Linked DNA regions of Homo sapiens: region 2 is linked to region 1. Evidence: chromatin contacts called from ENCODE Hi-C or POLR2A ChIA-PET data. All regions are on one chromosome and are shown on one strand. Each heading gives the region's core, a stretch centred on a gene start or an enhancer-like site at or near the end of the contact. The rest is flanking DNA. Distances are from core to core; before and after follow the strand shown.

Region 1 (7,579 bases), core at 3,418-5,917:
TGCGTACAAAGTAGGTGTATATATTTATGGGGTACATGCAATATTTTGATACAGTCCTACAATGCATAATAATCACATCAGGATAAATGGGGTATCCATCACCTTAAGCCTTTATAATTTCTTTGTGTTACAAACATTCCAATTATACTTTTAGTTATTTTTACTTATTTATTTATTTTGAGACAGGGTCTCATTTGGTTACCCAGGCTGGAGTGCAGTGATGCAATAATCATGGTTCACTGCAGCCTTGACCTCCTGGGCTCAGGTGACCCTCCTGCTTCAGCTTCCTGAGTCGCTGGAACTACAGGCGTGTGCCACCATGCCAGGCTAATTTTTAAAGTTTTTGTACAGATGGAGTGTCACTATGTTGCCCAGCCGGGTCTCAAGCGATCCTTCCACTTTGGTCTCCCAAAACATTGCTATTACAGGTGTGAGTCATTGTGCCCCACTGACGAGAGGTTCTTCATATTTCTTTTATATCCACTGCCACAAAACTGAGTGCAATTGGTCTATTCAGTCAGGAAGTCGCTTACCTTTCATGTGCTTCCCTATTACCTGGGCATATTTCCAGGGGGTTTCAGAGGAAGAAGTAGCTCTTTCCTATGAGGATATATGCTGGTTCTGAAGTGTTTACTTAGATGCATAGTGGAAGCTCAAAAAATATTTACTGAACTCACTCTTGTGGTTTAGCTTTCAACTATAAACATAGGAATAAAGGGAGAAAAAAGCATGAAAAACTAGAAGCTGAAAGCCAGGCAGGAAGAGAATGGATCTAGAAAGAAGTAGGAAGTCCATTTGCTCAGAGGAAGGATACCCACTCACCAATGGGAAATAGGTCCAGTGTTGTGTGGTAGGGTTGTGGGTAGTAGTAGTAATTTCACAATGGGTGTGGGAGGTTGGTGAGTAGATGGACTAGATTCAAAAGTAGATACCTCGCTCTCACCTATAGCCTAGCAGTTTGGGAGGCCGAGACAGGAGGATCGCTTGAGCCCAGAAGTTTGAGATTAGCCTGGCCAACATGGCAAAACTCCATCTCTACAAAAAATACAAAAATTACCCAGGCGCGGTGGTGGAGTGCCTGTAATCCCAGCTACTCCGGGGGTTGCTGTGGTGGAGGATCACTTGAGCCTGGGAGTTCAAGGCTGCAGCCAGCCAAGATTGCACCACTGCACTCCAGCCTGGGTAACAGAGCGAGGCCCTGTCTCCAAAAAAGAAAAAGAAAAAGAAAGAAAGTAGATAGTGATGAAGCTGGATAGTTAAAACAGAAACTTGAAAAGCAAGATGTGGAACTGGGATATAGGATTTCAGAGTTTAAAAGAAATGTGACATTTCTTAGTGGATTGTCCTTCAGTTGTGTTTACTAAGCAACTGTCAGCTAGTGAGATTACTGTGTATGGCCAATCCAGATAAATAAGACGATCAAGTCTTTATGAAAAGGAAAGAAAAATTTGGAATGCACATCTCTGTCCAGCTCAATTCCTCACTCCTTTTTTAAGATGGAGAGCTGTTAGGTTTGTCTACACAGTAGGAAACACCTGATTAAATAACAGCATGGAGCCAATCTTGACAAAGAAATTGGCTGCATCCAATAGAATCCCAGGGCCGGTCGTGGTGGCTCATGCCTGTAATCCCAACACTTTGGGCGGCCGAGGTGGGAGGATCACTTGAGCTTTGGTCTCAGGGCTTTGAGACCAGCCTGGACAGCATAGTGAGACCTCGTCTCTAAAAAATTAAATTAAAAAAAAAAATAGAGCGCCAGCAAAGTCAATTCCTGAACTCTCTTCTGTTCAGTAGTAGCAAAAATGCCTGATCTAAGTGATGGGGAAAGTTAGTTTATGTGGCTGTAGCATCAGACACATCACTGACAATCCTGCTGTGGATTTATAGCACAGGGGACACTACATCTAGAAACACCTGTCTGTGGACTGCTGCTGCTGTCAGGTTAGTAATCTGTGTATTCTAATGAGAATGGACGTGGCCTCCCTAGTGTCAGCCACATAATGGAAATCCTAGATCAGCATGCTTACTTCTTCCCATCTAATTGCAAGTTGTAATTTGTAAATAATGGGTTTACTTTTTAATTTTGAGAAGGTAAATGTGTTGCTGTACAAAAGCCCAGGATTCCTTCCCGTTAAATCGGCAGCATTCTTGGACACAGTAAATCCTATCACACACTTTTGTCTCACAAAAGAAGTAGCGGCAGTTAGAAGACTTTGAATTCTCCCTTACCCGTGACTTTGAGCAAGTGATTTAACCTCTCAGACAACACAGTTCCTCATTTGCAAAATGGAAATAATGTCTACATTATCTATTTCTACTCACAGAGTTGTTTTAGGACACAAAATGGTAAAGGAAGGAAAAGCTAAGTTACTGCAACATGGTAGGATACTTTTGCTTTTAAATTTAATTTATACGCATCCCAATTTTTATCTAGAACCTAGATTTCAGGCTAAAGAAGAGAGCCGTTGGGCTTCATTCCACTTGTAGTAGCCTCACGTTACCCTTACTGTGAAATTAGTCTTTGTTTCCTTTCATCTCTTTTGAATATCACCCTTGCCCTGCAATAATAAAAGAGAGCTGCATGCAGTGAAATCAAACCATGAAATTATAGAATTGTAGAGCCAGAACTAGCTACATATAAACAGAAAAGAAAATTTGATTGAAACATTAATAATTTTCATCAAGGTGAAAATGACTGACAGGTATTACTTTAACAGAGTTATTTATACTTTTTAAAGATGTGCTACTGACCTGTTAACCTAATGAAATTTAGATGGTGGAAGGGATATAAGTTGTTGAAAATTTGGGATTCATTTCTTTCCATCTTAGTATTTTTGGAGTGGTAGAGTGCTGTGTCTACATACCTTTGTAATAAAAAACAATTTGGGGCTGGTGTTGATAATCAAGTTGATTGCGATCTCTAGGAGAGGAGAGTCTATCTGATCTTTTTCTTGCCGTTTGTATATATTGTTCTACCTCTCCCATCTCATCTGAAATATGGGGCAGTTTCTTGGTTCTCAGTTGTTTCTTTTCTGATATGTTGCTGACCTCTGATTTCTCATATCAGTGCTCTTCCCTTAGTTCAGAGATGTTTCCCCAGTTGTAGATGGGGGTTGGAAAAGGAAGGTGCTTGTGATTTAAAAGCCCTGTCACTTACTGTGTCCATAATATAGTGAGTCCACCTGTGGACTGAGCAAGGCTGCTGTCACATCTTTCAAGGTTTTCCTCATTGATCCTACATCGGTTTAGCAAAATTCTTCTGTAAAAGGCTAGATAGTAAATATTTTAGGCTTTGTGGACCATACAGTCTCTGTCACAGCTACTCAACTCTGCCATTGTAGCATGAAATCACGTGGCTGTCTTCTAATAAAACTTGGTTTACAAAAACAATCAGACTGGGCGTCGTGGCTCACACCTGTAATCTCAGCACTGTGGGAGGACGACACAGGAGGATTGCTTGAGCCCAGGAGTTCGAGAGCAGCATGGGCAACGTAGGGAGACTCCATCTCCGCAGATTTTTAAAAAGTTAGCTGGGCGTGATGGTGCATGCCTGTGGTCCCAGCTACCTGCAGGGGCTGAGGCAGGAGGATCGTCTGAGGTTGGGAGGTCAAAGTTGCAGTGAGCCATGATTGCACCACTGCACTTCAGCCTAGGTGACAGAGCAAGACTCGGTCTCAAAAAACCAACACAAATAAATAAAAATTAAAAATAATCATTGAGCCAGATTTGGCTCACGGGCTGTAGTTTGCTGACTCCTGTTCTACATGATTTTCATAAAGGTGGGACAGGTGCACTTATAATATTAAATGGAATGGAGGGTGCTATTGTAAATACCTGCAAGTTGAATCAAGGATAGCTTTTTAAAGCAGTTTGCTTAGAAATTTACCTACAAAAGACTATTATTACAGTACCTCCCTGTGCCATGTACCTATAGATTGACTTAGGCAAAAACCTGACAACAGACCTTGGGAATATTTGGGGATATTTACTTTTTCAAGTAATTGAGTTATACGTACTTTGCCTGCCACTTTTTACATTGCATTGCCAATTTAAGTTAACATCACCGACCTAATGTCAGCAATGTTCCACTCTTAAAGCTGGAAACTGGATTCGAGGGTGAGCAAGGAAGGATGAGGAGAGGGAAGTTTACCTTAAATGATCCTTGAAGTCAACATTAGGTACCTTGAGAATGCCTTGCTGCTTGATTTTAAGATCTTCAATTACAGCACTTTGATTCTTAACCTTAAAAAAATTCTCCTTCAGCCATTTCAAGCCATGTGGAATATCTCTTACTGCTTAGGAATTTGCTGTGGTTTTTCATTGACCGTGGCCCCAGACTCTGGAATATGTATTAATTTATCTGGGCAGAGAATACAGAAATCCACATGCAGAATAAAGTGAACTTTATGCTGAAGCAGAATATTGAAGCTGGGAATGGTTAATTCTTAAAAAATAAAGCATCAGCGTTAATAAATATTGAATTCTAAGAAGGTATTTTGCAGTTTGCTTCTTAAAGTACTGAGATAATCTGACTGGGTTCCCATTTAAAAGAGAGAAGTTTTTTCCCTCCATGAATAATATTCGTTTACAGTCATTGGTAAATTATTAATCTGCATTCCAGTGTTTCATGTTTGAAATACCAGTCCGCCCTGTCCATGGGGATTTGATCTCACGCTGTAATCAGCAAAGGGTTCTGGGAAGTGAGAATAGCTGTGGTTTGCTCTTTTAAAGACCTTAGGAGAGAATCAAAAAGTGGTGGTTATTCAGGAAGTTGGCCTGTCCAGCATTTGACGGCTGGCAGTTTTCATATGGAGTCATATGAGACCATGAACTTGGAAGGCACACTAGACTGTGGGAAAGTTTGGGTGGGCTGCTCACCACCCTGTGATTTTCAGAGGTCCTAGAATGTTCTTTAGAGTATTCCTGCAGTTTTTGAATGGATGTCAAATCTCTTTTGGTTTGGGGCTACCCGAAATGTTTACATTCTGAGTCGTTGGTCCATTTTCCTCCAACAATGCACATTTAGGATTGCTATTGGGTACCTAATGAACTGGATTGATCATAAGATTCTCAGGATCTCTGGCCCCAGCTCGACACCACTTTCTAGCTATGGCACGTTAGGTAAGTCCTTTAACCACTCTGACTCTCACACTGAATATAGGTTAGAACAGTATCTACGTCATAGTGTTGCTTGAGGATTAAGAGGAATAATTCATGGGACTTGGCATGAGTCTTTACTAGATTGTAAGCTCCATGGAGGAGCTGTCTTCCCAGTGCCTCCAGCAGTGTCTGGCATATAGTGAGGAGCTCAACACACATTTGTTAAATTAACAGTAAGCATTCAGTCAATGTTAATTGTTACTGTTGTCATGAATAATATTCTCATTATTACTTACATTACCCATTTTGAGTCCTCCGTACCTTCTGTTGATAACAGTCATCTTCGTGAAGCAGCTATGGTGTCATTGATAGGATGCTGAGTTCAAATTCTAACCCTGTCCTGATTAGCTGTGGGCAAAGTTTCTTAACCTCTCTGAACTAGTTTCCTTGTCTGTAAATTGTGATGATAATGCCCTCCCACAGAGTCTAAGAGGGTAACACACCCCTGCCTTAGTTTTCTCAAACGTATGGGTAGAAGTAGCCCTGGGACCTACTCACTTACCAGTGTCTTAGATTTTTCACATGCCCTAAATGCTTAACTCTATAGGCCTTGCATGCTCCACACCAGAGTCTTCTACAGATTGCCCAATATATTGAGGGCTGATGAGGTCCCCTCCACACAGAACAGCTATGTGTAGCAGGTTGATCAAAACATCTGTATTCTGATCAGGGTCATCTCTGCACAGCTGGAGTTGTGTATGTCCTTTAAGTTTCTATAACTGGTCATTATAAAATACTAAGTATAGTAATACTAATTTATGAATTTATGTCTCATGAAATGAAGAGATACCAACAACACAACTGGGGTTTCATAGAGGTTGTAAAAATGAACTTTTTGGCCCCTCTCCCAGTACCAAGCGTGTATTGGGAGAGGGGCCAGAAAGTTCATTGTCTGGTCAATTTGCCACCCCAATGAAGGTGGGTTCCTTTTCAGAAGTCTTGAAGGTTTGAGCCTGGCAATGGATCAAGTTCTCTTTCCTCCTGCAGAATCTCTCTTCTGGTCCACACTCTGGGAGGTAGACGGGACTAAGCAGAAGGTCACTTCCCCAGTGCAAGAAAATGTACTACTCCACTCTCACATTCTACCTTTGGTTTGAGCAAAGGCCACATTTTGCAAGCCCGTTTGCTGCCCAGTTAATCTGTCAGGGTGAACTTTCTCTCACCCTCTGCTGACACCTCTGCCACCCAGCCCCATCTCCTTTGAGAGGGGGAACCCCCCCACCATGGAGCTTTGTGTTTTCCTCCACTTCCTCCTTTTAGCAGGGTAAGCCTCCACACTTCTGCCCAGGCTGTTGGGCCCACCATCTCCTCTTTTAACACAGCTTCCGAAGTGCTGGGGATGGAGAGGGTGTCAATGTGGCAAACGTTCCTTTGCCCACTGATGAGAAGTTTCAGCCCTTCCCAAGACATGTCTGGAAATGGCAGTCCACCCTGGCCTTTCCTTAACTTCACTCCATCCCTCAGCCCCTTCATGTACAAGTTGTCAGCACATCTTGTTATTTCTGCTTATAAAAATACATCGAATCTGACAGCTTTGCCCCACTCTATAGCTGCCCTCCTAATTCAGCGAGCTGGAGAGGCAATTCTCGGTCAGGATGATTTAGGATATTCCTAACTGGTCTCTCTGCCATCCCACTATACCCTCCTGCACTGTCCACTTAACAGTGATGTTTAAAAAGTAAATAAATGGCTGGGCGTGCTGGCTCATACCTGCAATCCCAATACTTTTGGAGGCAGAGGAAGGAGAATTGCTTAAGGCCAGGAGTTTGAGACAAGCCTGGGAAACATAGGGAGACCCCATGTCTATAAATAATAATAATAATAAAAATAGCCAGATGTGGTGATGCACACTTGTGGTCCCAGCTACTCAGGAGGCTGAAGTGAGAGGATTGCTTGAGCCTGGGAGGTCGAGGCTGGCACTGCACTCCAGCCTGGGTGATAGAGTGAGACCCCATCTCTGAAATAAAAAAAAAAAAAGAAAAATGTACAAAGTGCCTTTTAAAAAGCAGGTATATGGAGATGTAAGCAGGCATCAAGGCTAGCAGTGCCCAGCGGTGAGCCACGGCTGCACTGGTGGGTCCATGGGAATAGAAAGCAAAGTCTTGGGTCCACACAAGGTGGAGGATTACATGGGAGACTCCTGCATGGAGGTGTGCACTCTGTGGAAGAGTCAAGTGAGAAAACGCCTTACCCATAAAGGGAGATGGTATCATTACCTCTTCAGTTCTCTTTCCCTACTGCGACCCCACCCGAAAAGCCCCACCTAGGTTCCAGTTCCTCTGGGTGCAGGTGCCTGATTGCCTGAAGCCTGGTGCTCAGGATTGTCCTACATTCTCCCCACTGTTCCCTGAGTGGTTCCCTGACTTGCTGTTTTATAAAACCTTTTTACATACAGTAGAGTCGGGGGCAGGGGGCAGGT
Region 2 (7,579 bases), core at 3,040-5,539, 43 kb before region 1:
TGCATTCTGAATGATTTTTTATGGTATTGACAGGGAAACTAGTTTTATTGCTCGATATTATTTTCTTGCTGCTTTCCAAAATGCATAAACAATGATTTAGTTCACTGATAGATTTATACAGAAAATTTTACTTTGTATTCATTTTGATTTTTTTATTTGTTCCTTTTCATTCAGCCCCAGAAAAAATGCAATTAATCATGCCAAGGTATTTACAAAGCCTTATCTGACTAGCTCCATCATGTGTCTAGAATGAGTTTTACAATTTTAAAAGTTGCTTCCACTTCACTGCTACTATGGTCTTGAATAAGAATAAATATCTGGCTGGGCTCAGTGGCTGAAGTCTATAATCCCAGCACTTTAGGGGGCTGAGGTAGGCAGATCATTTGAGATCAGGACTTTGAGAGACCAGCCTGGTCAACATGGCGAAAACTCATCTCTACTAAAAATACAAAAATTAACCAGGTGTGGTGGTGGGCGCCTGTATTCCTAGCTACTCTGGAGGCTGAGGCAGGAGAATCACTTGAACTCAGGAGGCAAGAGGTTGCAGTGAGCCGAGATAGAGCCACTGCACTCCAGTGTAGGTGACAGAGCATCTCAAAAAAAGAAAGAAGGCCGGGCACGGTGGCTCACACCTGTAATCCCAGCACTTTGGGAGGCCGAGGTGGGTGGATCACGAGGTCAGCAGTTCAAGACAAGCCTGGCCAAGATGGTGAAACCCCATCTCTACTAAAAATACAAAAATTAGCTGGGTGTGGTGGCGGGTGCCTGTCATTCCAGCTACTTGGGAGGCTGAAGCAGAGAATAGCTTGAACCCGGAAGGCAGAGGTTGCAGTGAGCCGAGATTGCGCCACCGCACTCCAGCGTGGGTGACAGAGCAAGACTCCGTCTCAAAAAAAAAAAAAAAAGAAAGAATAAATATTTGGCAATATATTACTGAATCCTCTGAAAAACAGATGGAAATCAGAATTGGGAAAATGTTCCTTTTTTTTTTTGAGACAGAGTCTCGCTCTGTCTCCTAGGCTGGAGTGCAGTGGTGTGATCTTGGCTCATTGCAAGCTCCGCCTCCTGGGTTCACGCCATTCTCCTGCCTCAGCCTCCCGAGTAGCTGGGACTACAGTCACCAGCCACCATGCCTGGCTAATTTTTTGTATTTTTTTTTTTTTTTTAGTAGAGACGGGGTTTCACCATGTTACCCAGGATGGTCTTGATCTCCTGACCTCGTGATGCACCCGCCTCGGCCTCCCAAAGTGCTGGGATTACAGGCGTGAGCCACCACGCCCGGCAAAAACTGCTTTTATATATATATATGACTTTATAATAATCTCATGCTCATATATATTATAAAATGATATATAATCATATATAAATCATATGTACATATAAAATCTCATATATATTATAAAAAATGAACACAAGCATACATCTTCATCAAAGTCCTGCCTACTACAGTTAGATGTACCTCTTGAAACTTGGAAGAGATTATAGATTATTAGGGCAATAAAAGTAAACGCTAAAACATTTTTTTAAAAAATCAGAAATGATGATATAATGGACTAATAGTCTCAAGGTAGTTTTTGATAAATCCAAGACTGATCAATTGTCAGTCGACTGTCAATGGCTTATTAAGAGATTTTCAGTGTTTCATTGTATACCTGGGCTAATCTTGGGAAACAAACTATGCCTTTGTCTGTACATCTCAAAGCCCATGTCAATCTGACTACTAATGAGGGTTGACCATGGATGGGATGGTGTCTTAGGTAGTGTTTCTTGTGTTACTGGTAAGCTGACACTTCCGTCTTGGTAACCTCTGTTCATACACTCCTAAAATTCCTGATAGGTTTTGTTGTTGTTGTTGTTGTTGTTGTTGTTTTGAGACAGGGCTTCACTCTGTTGCCCAGGCTGGAGTGCAGTGGCACGATCAAAGCTCACTACAGCCTCGAATTCCCGGCCTCACATGATCTTCCTGCCTCAGCCTCCCAAGTAGCTGGGACTACAGGCATGCACTATAATGCCCAGCTAATTTTTATTATTATAATTTGTTGATAGAGACAGAGTCTTGCTATGATGCCCAGGCTGGTCTTGAATGCCTGGCTTCAGGCAATCCTACCATCTTGGCCTCCTAAAGCGCTAGCACTGTAGGCATGAGCCACTGAGCTTGGCTGACCTAATAATATTCTGAAGCTGATATTTCCCTATGAGATATGGAGTCAGACTTATCTGAGACTTTATCATGTCTGTGTGTACCTAGGCAATGCCTAGTACAGATGGCATGCTGTTTTCTTTCCAATTCATACTACATAACTATGTCAGATGAATTTCCTGCCCTAAACTATAGCTCCAAATATGGCAGTTCCTTGCACAAAACTACTGTCGCATTTCATTATGCTTGCTTCTTTCCTGTATTTATTCTTTCTAAAAATTTATCGTTTGTTTTCCCCATCCTAAAATTGTAAGCTCAGTGAGGGCAGGGACCAGTTGTAGCTCCAGTGTTTAGCTGTGCTGTCTTATAACACACATTCGATTATATTGTTGCCAAACTATGTAAATGATTACTACAAGAATTTGGACAATATGATTTTCTTTCAACTTTTAAAAGTGAGATATAATGAACGTACCATAAGACTCACCCATTTAAAAAGCATAACACAGTGGTTTTTAGTATATTCATAAACTTGTACAATCATCACCACTAATTCCAGAATATTTTCATCACTTCAATAGGAAAATGCATACCTGTTAGCAATTACTTCCATCTCCCCTCTCCCCCAGCCCCTAGCAAACCACTAACCTACTTTTTATCTCTATAGATTTCCCTATCCTCAACTTTCATTTAAATGGAATTATATAATATGTGGTCTTTTGCTCCTGGCTTAACACGATATTTTCGAGATTCATCCATGTTGTAACATTTTGTTTACCCTTTTAGACAAGATAAAGTTTAATACCCTTTCTAACTCTATGCTCAGATAGTCAAGTGAAGAGCTACAACCAAATTTCTTTTTCCTTTCTTCCTTTCTTCTCTCTCTCTCTCTTTCTTTCTTTCCTTCTTTTTTTTTTTGACAGAATCTTGCTCTGTCGCCCAGGCTGGAGTAGAGTGGAACGATCCCGGCTCCCTGCGACCTCCGCCTCCCCTGTTTAAACGATTCTCGTGCCTCAGCCTCCCGAGTAGCTGAGATTACAGGCATGTATAACCATGCCGGGCTAATTTTTGTATTTTTAGTAGAGAAGGGGTTTCACCGTGTTGGTGGCCAGGCTGGTCTCAAACTCCTGACCTCACGTGATCCACCAACCTCAGCCTCCCAAAGTGCTGGGATTGTAGGCGTGAGCCACAGCGCCCTGCCTCAACCAAATTTCAGAAAGTATCATAATATCATTATGCTTCATAGTTTCTCTATGCCCTGAAGTTTACCAATTTTATCTTCTACAGATTCCAGGAAGGCAGCCTGTTAAGACTCACCAAATTTACTTCCTCAGCCTCCAGAACAATAAAATCAAACTCCCTACCTTGATTTTAAGATTCTGCTTCCCCCCACCCCGCCCCACCCCAATCTTCTCCTTGGATATTCGACAGTCTGGAATAATGCATTTTTACAGTTCTGATTGTTTTCAGCAGATGTGTTGGCTGAGGTTGGATGGGGTTTCTTCCCACCTATCTCTCCTCTCTCCTTCCCTCTGCCCACTGCACGTGCAACAACTTTTCTGCCATCAAAACGTGCAAAAAAGAAACAAGAAAGAAAGGAAAGAGAAAGAAAAGAAAAACAGAAAAAAGAAAAGAAAAAGCAGCCGGAAGTCTTCCTTTGTTTTCCAAGGAAATTCAGGTAAAAGGAGGGGTGGGGAAATGATATTTTTGACTTTGCTCACAATCCAGACGTAGGAAAGAAAAAGGATTTCCTTTGGGCTGCTGCCACGACTCTGATGTTTTATGCTGATAAAATATTTCCTTCTTAAAAAAAAGTTCTGGGAAAATCATGCCCCTTCAACTTGGAAGCGAAACCCACCCTAACTTTCGTCTTAAAACGCAGCGAAGTGAAAGGTTTGCTCCTCTTTCACGAGGGTTTTGTTCCTTACAGTTCGGGTCTTGCTACCAGGAGCGAGCTGGGTCCGCAGCGTTCTTCGGTGGCTGGCGCGGGAGGAGGACTACAGGATCCAGAGATCTTTGGAAACTCCAGCAGCTCCAAGCTTGTTGGCTACTACGGTTTCCCTGAGGAGTGACGCTACGAAAACAAACCCTGATTGGTCAGGCCTGAGCTGAGTTCTCCATTTATGGACAGATTGCCCGGCCCGAGCCGAGACTCAGCCAGAGGAGTACGGATTAAGTGGCCGAAGAAAGAGGAGTGAGGCAGGGGAGCGAGGCGGACGCTCCGAGCGCATCGGACTCACCTGGGCCGGCGGCGACCGGCGAGTACGAGTGGACTCTTGCCCTCCGCAGCATGCGCCCCGCCTGCTAAGTCGCCGCCGTCTCGCCCTCACCTAGCACCGCCAATCCCGCCTGGATGGAGTCCCCTCTGGGTTCCCATTGGCTCCTGTGAGTGCTTGGGTGTCGGGAGCCTGTTTTTGGCGAGGGGAACCAACTTTTGAAGTTCGCCCAGAAGACTGCGTTCCAGCCCCAGTTCCCCGGCAGCGGGACCCGGCGAAGACGCGACCGCGGCGCGAGTCACCATGGTGAGTTGGCCGCGCCGCGTCCTAGGACGCCGGACCCGGGGACGGGGCAGGAAACCCCGGCGTGGTGCACCCACCTTGGGCGCGCTGCCGGGGCCAGGGGTGGAGAAGGTGGACGCGGGAGCCGGCACGTCGCGAGCTCTGATTTCCTGCCGCTTTCCGTAAACCCGGGCCGGGGGAGAGCGAGCGAGGGGCCAAGGAAAACTTTATTCCAAGTCGGTTTCTGCGTCGCGAAACTTTCTGTGGCCGGGTTGCTATGGCTGCCAGCTGTCGGAAGCCAGGGTGTGGGCGCATCGGCTGCGAGGGGCACGGCGCGGGAGGGGGTCCCCTCCTCCTGCTGGGACGTGGGGGGCGCAGCCGGCAGGGGAGGTGCTCGGAGACTCGCGCCGCAGCCGCTGGCGGCGTCCCCTGCCCTCCCCGCGGCCGTGCCCGCCCCGCCCCGGGCACCCTCGCGCCGACTCCCTCTCCTCCCCGCCGCCGCTCCGCTGCCCGGCAGCGCCCGCAGCTGTCCCGCCTGGCAGCGGCACGCGGGCGGGGGCGGTCCCTGGCCCGCCTTGGCGAGGGGCGGCGCGGGCCGCACAAAGGCAGGCGGGGGCGCCAGGTAGGGCGAGCACCTGGCGGCCGGCGGGCTGTCAAGAGCCAGGGAGACTCGGGCGCGGGCGGCAACCACGCCGCCCCGGACCTGTGCCGGGCGCCGGCCCCGAGGGTCTCCGCGCCCCGGACGCCAAGTAAACACCTCCTGAAGAGGACCCCACCCCTTCCCAAGCGCGAGGGGATCGGGGCTTTTCGGGGATCCAGGGGACGCTTCGCACGGGAAGACGCCCTCGCGAGTTTCGAGTTTGTTGCTGTTTTCCCTTTGGCACTTTGGGAATGTGTGGAAGGGGCCGCCTCTTTGACTTGTGACTTTTCTGCTATTCCAACTCCCCAGTCCAGCTACACTCCCCTCCCTCCCTGTATAACCTTAGCCACCTCCCTTGGGCTTTGGCGTGGTGTACTTTTCTTTGCGGGGCACGAAAGCAAGGACTCTATTTTGAAGAGATCGGCAGTTCATCAAAAAAAAAAAAATCTATTACAAGGCTTCATAGTTTCCACACTTGCTTCTTTTCAAGTAGTCCTGCTTAGGTGGATTATCTCGTCCTCTTCTGGTTTGCTGTTGTTTTCTAATGGCTGTGGAAGAGAAGCCAAGTCAAAATGATAACCAGCACAACACTAATTAAAAAATCGATATCCCGGTGAGCAGCCTGAGGGAAGTGCAGCAGAGGCCCATCGAAACCTGCACACAAAGCTCAGAAGCCCCCTTGCCCCGTGCTGTTTATTCCAAAGAATGATTACAAACAAACATCAACGAGAAACCTTTCAAGGCATCCTCGGCCAAAGCCTTTTCTTTTTACATAGTCCAAAATTAAGTCACTTTTGCCCCATCTAAGAGAACACTTTGTCTATACATTTCCTCTTCTAGTTTTAAGGTTTAAGAAGTCAGTCTACTCTACGTTACTTTTGGACCCCTTCCCTCACCCCAGCAGAGAACCATTCCCATTGGGCATGTGTTTGGGTGAAGCTACCTCACTGGGCACCTGGTCCCTTGAAGCAGTGTGATAGTCCTGGTACTTGAGAATTGCTGTAATCATTTTCCGTGGGTCAATATTTCTTAAAAAAATCAATGTGTTTATGTCAAGAACTTAAAGAATCTTACTGAATTTAAGTACTTGAGTGGTACCTTGAGGAAATTAACTTCCCCTCAGTTAAACTCATTTTTCATGCTGAATGGACTGAAATATACTCTAGGTTGCCTTTTCCGAAACCTGTGATACCATGCTTAATTCAGCCCCATTGCAGATGAAGTAGAGGGTTGGTCAAATGCATGCGAAGAAGGCATGCTGTAGGGAAGAGGTGGTTCTATCTGAGGACAGTGTGTGACTTCCCTATTGATGGGCTCCCTGCCATCAGCACAGATGGGCATGTTGTGTGCCCCCAGGCGACTATCTGTGCATCAGATATGGTTGCTGAAGTCACAATTCACTGATGGAAAAGTTGAAACAGCTGGCTGTCCTGAAACAGGAGATGTGCCATTGATAGATCTACTGGATCCAGAGTGATTTGGCCAAAGTTAATCATTTCTTTCCTGACTTGAAAAATTGTTCATTATGTATGTGAAGTTGCCTTAGAATAGAGCATCATCTTAAATAATCAGAAACCCAAGTTACAATATTTAATGTTTATGTCAGACTCTGTCAAGCCAAATGATACTTCATTTTGTGTTCCACATCTGCCCAGGCCTGCCCAAGTTGTATCCCTTCAGCTGCTTAGAACAGGAAGGGAAAGGACATTACCTTCTTTGGGTGTGGCTGAAGATTAGCATGGAGGCTAAAATTCATCAGAAGGCCCTTGGCGGCCAGGCGCAGTGGCTCACGCCTGTAATCCCAGCACTTTGGGAGGCTGAGGCAGGAGGAATACTTGAGCCCAGGAGTTCAAGACCATCCTGGGTAACATAGTGAGACCCTGTTTCAGTTAAAAAATATTAAGAAGAAGAAGAAGAAAAAGAAGGCCCTTGGCTGGGCTATAGGGAGAACACCTATACCGTGGACTTCTTCTGTGTGAGTGTGTGTGTGTGCGTGTGTCTTTTAGGAAGTCTGGTAGCATAGTAGGAGGGCTCTCCATCTGTACCTGAGGCCCTACTAAGACTCATTCAGTTGTGACTCATAAGGAAAATAGCCATTTTCATTTTCTGACTCATGAACACAGTGTACAGCTTGTAGTTCACCTTCTATCTTCCTCCTGAAAACTCACTTTGGGACACTTTTCTATCTTGAGAAAACTAGGAACACTACCAGGCAATAGTTACTTGTGTCTTTTTCCTAAGGAGACTTGAAGAAGTTAAAAAAAACCCTGCACATCTTTATAATTTAGTGGAGGTTGTTTA

The links. Hi-C counts contacts between places; a loop is a spot of excess contacts on that map. ChIA-PET counts read pairs that join two places held with the same protein, here RNA polymerase II (POLR2A). Pooled maps may share reads with other maps.
Region 2: a map with no recorded cell type shows a loop between it and region 1 (2.2-fold over the local background). The contact joins the promoter of MYO1E here to the enhancer-like site in region 1. A Hi-C loop is called at or near these places in 12 of 168 maps with a recorded cell type or tissue (B cell, Calu3, GM12878 and 8 more), 2 of 37 single-sample maps with no recorded cell type and 10 of 50 pooled maps. POLR2A ChIA-PET finds 5 or more read pairs at or near these places in 15 of 52 experiments (A549, AG04449, AG04450 and 11 more).

Annotation. Positions count from the first base shown.
Region 1 is chr15:59,326,884-59,334,462 of GRCh38, reverse strand. The region is part of intron 1 of MYO1E (myosin IE); the gene reads left to right. Among named protein-coding and RNA genes, the nearest start is that of MYO1E, 42 kb to the left of the region's middle. RefSeq lists enhancers at 5,380-5,881, 6,293-6,642. Within about 2 kb of position 4,667, at least 7 of the 41 ENCODE cell types and tissues checked have a DNase peak (open chromatin) inside an H3K27ac peak, as active enhancers do; they include B cell, GM12878, HCT116 and 1 more, where a contact is called at or near this core.
Region 2 is chr15:59,369,581-59,377,159 of GRCh38, reverse strand. It overlaps MYO1E (myosin IE), which reads left to right and starts at 4,289. Exons shown (of 28, transcript NM_004998.4): 1 at 4,289-4,662. The coding sequence starts at 4,660. RefSeq lists enhancers at 4,001-4,505, 4,506-5,009 and a silencer at 5,025-5,344.